Linked DNA regions of Mus musculus: region 1 is linked to region 2. The links are chromatin contacts, found by POLR2A ChIA-PET in ENCODE. All regions are on one chromosome and are shown on one strand. The core of a region is the stretch at or near the end of the contact, and the rest is flanking DNA. Distances in the headings are between cores, read along the strand shown. Region 1 overlaps Gpr107 (G protein-coupled receptor 107). Region 2 overlaps Fnbp1 (formin binding protein 1).

What was found. ChIA-PET counts read pairs that join two places held with the same protein, here RNA polymerase II (POLR2A).
Region 1: POLR2A ChIA-PET joins it to region 2 with 20 read pairs in embryonic stem cell. The contact joins two enhancer-like sites. POLR2A ChIA-PET finds 5 or more read pairs at or near these places in 3 of 5 experiments (Patski and embryonic stem cell).

The regions. Positions count from the first base shown.
Region 1 is chr2:31,163,870-31,166,745 of GRCm38, reverse strand. The region is part of intron 1 of Gpr107 (G protein-coupled receptor 107); the gene reads right to left. Among named protein-coding and RNA genes, the nearest start is that of Gpr107, 13 kb to the right of the region's middle. Within about 2 kb of position 1,382, at least 2 of the 3 ENCODE cell types and tissues checked have a DNase peak (open chromatin) inside an H3K27ac peak, as active enhancers do.
Region 2 is chr2:31,125,750-31,128,786 of GRCm38, reverse strand. All of the region lies in intron 1 of Fnbp1 (formin binding protein 1), which reads left to right. Among named protein-coding and RNA genes, the nearest start is that of Fnbp1, 15 kb to the left of the region's middle. Within about 2 kb of position 1,591, at least 1 of the 3 ENCODE cell types and tissues checked has a DNase peak (open chromatin) inside an H3K27ac peak, as active enhancers do.

The DNA of each region.
Region 1 (2,876 bases), core at 133-2,632, 38 kb before region 2:
ACCATGATTAATCAGCCTGCATTCTTCCTGAAAGAAGAGTGCCTGTCTTCTGGTAGGCAAAACTTTATAGAGGAGGCCAAGTCACAGGGTGCACACCTTTAATACCCACCCAGGAGGCAGAGGCAGGAGGGTGAGTTCAAGGCCAGGCTGGTTTACACTGAGTTCCTGACCAGCCAGGGGTATATAGTGAGAACCTGTTTAAAAGAAAGACTAGCGGGAGTGGTGGCACATGCCTTTAATCCCAGAGGCAGGCTGATTTCTGAGTTCGAGGCCAGCCTGGTCTACAAAGTGAGTTCCAGGACAGCCAGAGCTATGCAGAGAAACCCTGTCTCAAAAAACCAAAAAAAAAACCAAAAAAAAAAAAAAAAAAAAGACAAACAACGGCCCCTCAAAAAAACATAGGGGGCTGGAGGCTAGGACCTAGTTCAGTTAAAAACACTTGCTGCTCTTCCGTCAACCATCTCCCATCAACCACATTAGGAGGCTCATAACCATCTGTAACTCCAGGGGATCTTTTGCCTCTGGCTTCTGTGAGCACCTGCATTCATGTGCACACACCCACATGCAGATACATACACCTACATAGAATTAAGAATAATTTAAAATTTAATATTTATGAGGCTGGAGAGATAGATCAGCGGTTAAGAGCATTGACTGCGCTTCCAGAGGTCCTGAGTTCAATTCCCCGCAACCACATGGTGGCTCACAACCATCTGTAATGGGATCTGATGCCTTCTTATGGTATGTCTGAAGACAGCTACAGTGTATATAAAATACATAAAATAAATAAATCTTTAAAAAAATACTCCCCACCCCCAAAATTTTGTAATGTATAAAAGAAACCAATTCTGGCAGGGGAGGGGAGTGTTGAAGTAAGTACAAGCGCCCTGCTGCCCTCAGCTCCTCCCAGACTTTTGTCACTTGACCCTAAGTGATAACCAGTATGCTGGGCCTTAGGGCAGAAGCTAATGCAGAGGCCCTCCCAGGAACAAGTCAAGTGGAGACAGACAACTGAGCAGGGGGAATCCCGGGCGTGCTCAAGCCTCAGCCCACAGAGAAACATGCCCAACCCCTGCCTGCTCCATGTCTCAACTGATGCAGGACAACACATTTCAGGACCAGGACAAGATATCAGCAAAGCCTTCTAACACAGCTTCGTCCTGACATGTGACATTACTGAGACTACATGAACTGCCTGTGACAAGGTGGCTCTTTACTCATAATGCTGGAGCTACCCAAACAATAGCAGCTGTTGATGGGACCCTCGCCTATAGCTACAAGTTTCCAGGCCTCAGGGGCTGTCAATGGGACCTTCTGAGGGACTAGGATAAGCCCCACCCACAAGGCCAAGAGACAATGCCCTGGAAAGCTGCCACCAGGAGGGTCTTATTCCCTGGCTGACTCTGGCTCCCCATCCCAGCTAGGTCTGAGGGTTGGAGCACTGGCCTTCAGCAACGGTCTAATACAAACTCTCTCCAGACTCCTGCAATATCTCAGAATGGCACTCGCTTCCTCCCCTCCCCGCTCCAGCCAGTGTTTTCAACTCCCTCTTCCCTTTTTTGGTCCTCTGGGAATTTCCTTTACTGCAGAGTTCAGCTAGGCATTTGGAGCAGTGTGCTGCCTCTCACTTCCCAGTGACAGGAGACTGAGGCAAACCCACACTCCCACAGAGAAGCAATCTGCAGAGCAAAGCAAGCCCACTCACAATACACACACACACACACACACACACACACACACACACACACGACAGGATTTGGAGGGGACGGTGACTGCTCCTCAGAGAAAGGGACTTTCCAGTCACTTGAGGGAAAGGCAAGGCTTGAGAAAACTGTAAAAGCACTAATAATTGTTTCCTGCTGGCTACAGTGTGTTTACATTGGGGAAATAACCTGAGTTGTACATTTATGTTCAGCACATACGGATTTTACTTTTTTCTTGTATTTTGTTTATTTACTTGTGTGTGTATGCACATGTCACAGTACAAAGAAAAAGTCAGAAGACAACTTGTAGGAGTCCAGTCCCCCCTTCCAGCATGGGGGGCCCAGGTCATCAGGCTTTCACTGCTGAGCCATCTCACTGGTCCCAAACTTCCATTTTCAGAGTATAAGTCTTCTACTCTGTCCAACATGTAGGAAGTTTACAGCAGACACACATGAGAGGCAGAGGCAGGTGGGTCTTTGTGAGTTCAAGCCTAGAACAGCTAGGGTTACACAGTGAGACCTCATCTTTAAACAAAGCCTCACTGAGGCTCTATGAGGAGCACCATGCACCTGACACAGCAGCACACCTGTAGCGCACACCTGTAGTGCACACCTGTAGCACACCTGTAGTACACACCTGTAGCACACCCCAGCACTTGGCAGACAGTGGCAGGAGGATCAGGAGCTCAAGAGGATGAGAAGTTGGGTGGCAGCTCAGTATTCCTGCCCTCTCCCTGCTACTCTCCTGGAAATGGCAGCCAAGCTCCCTGACAATGGGACAGTACATCCTCATGTGGGGACAGAGAGGGTCTGCCAGAGCATCCCAAGGCTGACCCTGCCAGACACCAGCAACAGAGAGGATGCACTGGCCACCTCCTGCACAGGACCCAGCAGGGCTCTAAGGAGTGCTCTGCAACAGGGAGCTGCCTCCCTACAACTCTACAAGGCGGGTGCTGCTCTGCTCAGGCTACTGTGGAAGAAACAGGCCCAGACAGGTAAGTGCTGGCTTGGACCAGAGAAGCAGACCCAACCCAGGCAGGAACTCTACACCTGGGCACTTACTCACTGCATGCCTTTCATAAGCAAATAAACAGTGCATCTTTTATCTTGCTTTGAACTTGTCTGCATTACACAGGAGTCGAAAGTGCCAGGGCTTGTCCCTGCTTACACACA
Region 2 (3,037 bases), core at 342-2,841:
TGTGAAAGAAATCTGATTTTGAGAGAACTCACCTCATGTGGCCAACAGATTCTATTTTGCGAAGCCGGCCACAAGCCTGTCTCTGTCCCACAACAGATGTCAATTACGATGTCAATACTGATGTGTGTTGTGGAAGCAATACCATAAGATTTCTGAGGAAGGATTATAAAGAAGACATCTGCTTTAGCTTGGCTATTTTGGACTGCTGTCTGAGGGTTTTTTGTTTCTCTTTGGTGTTTTATTTTGAGACAAGGCCTCATATTGCAGCCTTGGCTGTCCTGGGACTCACAGAAATCCACCTGCCTCTGCCTTCTAAGTGCCTGGCTCAAAGGTGTGCGGTGTGCCACTACAACTGGCCTTTTTGTGTTTTTTTGGAGCCAAGGTCTTACTCTGTAGGTTAAGCTGGCCTGGAACTTCCTATTCAGCCGAGGCTGGTCTTGAACTCTTGACAATCCTCCTGTCTAAGTCTCTTGTTTGCTTGGATTGCAAGTATAGGCCACCACACCCAGCTAATTATTATTATTGTTGTTGTTATTGTTACTATTATTGTCATTGTTATTATTATAAGGTTTTTGCAGACTGTGTGGTCTTGCTCAATAGCCTGGCTCTGGAGCCAGCCAGGCTCCATGGCTCCTCTCCAGTTACAAACTTGCTGAGTCATTTTGAACAAGCCATTCAACCTGGGTTCCTTTAGCTGTTGAATGGGACACAGCGAAGTCTGCCCCAGAGGATGATCGAGAAGAGTGGTGTGTTTTATCAAGTCAAGGATATGTTCTGTAGAGTGCAGTATGGTGAGGTGGGAGGGGTGCCTCAGCAGGTCCGTGCTGAGGCATCCCTTGCCCTGAGGTACCAGCCATATGATAGACGGGTCTAGTATAGAATAGACTTTATTTAGGGCATGGAAAGGGGAGAGGAGGGAGGGAAGAGGCTGACCAGAACATGTGGTGGGGGGGGGGGGAGGGGAGAAGGGGAGAGAAGGAGAAAGGGGTCAGAGAGAGAAGAGAGTCAGAGAAAAGAGAGTGAAGGAGACCACACAGTCCCTTTTATAGCAAGCCAGGCCTACCTGGCTGTTGCTAGGTAACTGTTGGGTGGAGCCTAACTAAGAGGAGCTAACAAAGAGGGCAGAAAAATAGATTTATTATATATCATTATATTTATGTATGTATGTATAGTGTGTGTGTGTGTGTGTGTGTGTGTGTGTGTGTGTGTGTAAGAAACCCGGAACAAATGGCTAACTGAGGCACCTATTAACACATCAAAGTGGCTGCTGGCCAGCTTTCCCAGCCACATTCAGTACCCAGCACTGCCTCCCTCCCCCCAACCTCTCTCCCAGAGCCTGAGTTTCGCTTCCCTTCTCCCAGCCTCCCTTCCTTCTATAACTCAGCCATTTTGGCTCTGCCCTGGCCTGGCCTCTTGGGCCACGGCTCCCCTCTCTCCTCTGCATCTACCCTCCCCACTCACTTTATGGTCTCGGTTCGGTCTGCTGGCCACGTTCACACTGGACCCGTCCTTGTGCTTGGCTGTCCTCTTCCTCATATCTACAGTGAAAACCCTCCCCAGCCAGGCCTAGGTGTGGCCCTGTTCTCATCGTCATTCAGGTCCTGCCTTCTGAGAAGGGATGCCGCCGCTCTGGCAGAGTAACTCATCTTGCTAGCAAGAGTGAGGGCAAGCCTTCCCAAAGCACTGTCCCTCTTCCATGTCCTTAGTCCTGGGCTGCCACCAGGAGGTGTGTCACCCACATTTAAAAATGGGTATTTATGATTCCAAAAAAATGTAAACAAAAAGATCCCTCCCAGGAGTGCCTGGCTGCCTAGGATTTCGTCGATTACAGATGTGTTTAAGTTGACCGCTAAGATTTGCCATTTCCTTGTGTGTTGCCAGCTGTGGTGTTTGGCTTCTAGTCTAGTCAACAAACTGAGTGGAACCAGACTGCACCCCCCCAGATCTCTTCAGCCAACCCTTCACAAGTTCTAAAGCCAAAGGTTGGAGAGATGGACAGCAGTTACCTGCACTAACTGCTCCCACAGAAGACCCACATGGTGGCTCACAACTGCCTACTGTAACCTTAGCTCTCTGACATCCAGCACCCTGTTCTGGCCTCCGCGGCCATTCACACGCACGAGGCAAACTAACACACAAGTAAATGAAATAAATATTTTACAGTTCTGGGCTCAGCTGCCCAACAAAGCTCCTTGATCAGGCGTCCCGAGGAGTGTGGGTAAGCACTAATGTGACTGATGGCAGTTATGCTGGCTTCTGAGCTTGGAAACTCTTTAGAACTTTTATGTTCAGTTCCCACACTGCAACTCAAAGACACGCTAATAATGTTAATAGGGGGGTTGCAGAGGTCGGCTCATTGCACAGTGGCACATAAACAGCATCATTAGACATACTCCGTAGGCTATTAGGCCTCCTGAAGGCATTAGTGTACTGGGCACGACTCTCCCGGTAAAAATACCCAGGTCTATTTTGCCAAGTCAAAACTTGTTGGTTGTGATTGGACGATGGGTCAGCCAGTTAAGTTCTTGCCTCACAAGAGCTGCCGACCTGAGTTTGGATACCCAGCACCCATAGAAGCCGGCCATGGTGGTGGGTGCCTGTAATCCCGCCACTGTGGAGACAGGAGGACCTCAGAAGTTTTCTGGCATGTCATCCAGGTTGAATAAGAGGCCTTGTATCTTAAAAGAGGCATGGTCAAGCCTGGCAACCGTCTTGATGGACTGAGTTCAATTCCTGGGACCCCCATGGTGGAAGGAATAAAGACTCCCACAGGTTTTCTTCTGACTTTTATATACACACACAGCACTTCAGTGTGTGAGTGTGTTTGCATGTGTGTGTCTCTGTGTGTGTGTGTATGTATGTATGTATGTATGTATGCCAGCAAAGTGAGAGCCTAACTCCAAAGCTAAAGTAATGTTAAATTTAGCCAGGCAGTGGTGGCGCACGCCTTTAATCCCAGCACTTGGGAGGCAGAGACAGGTGGATTTCTGAGTTCAAAGCCAGCCTGGTCTACAGAGTGAGTTCCAGGACAGCCAGA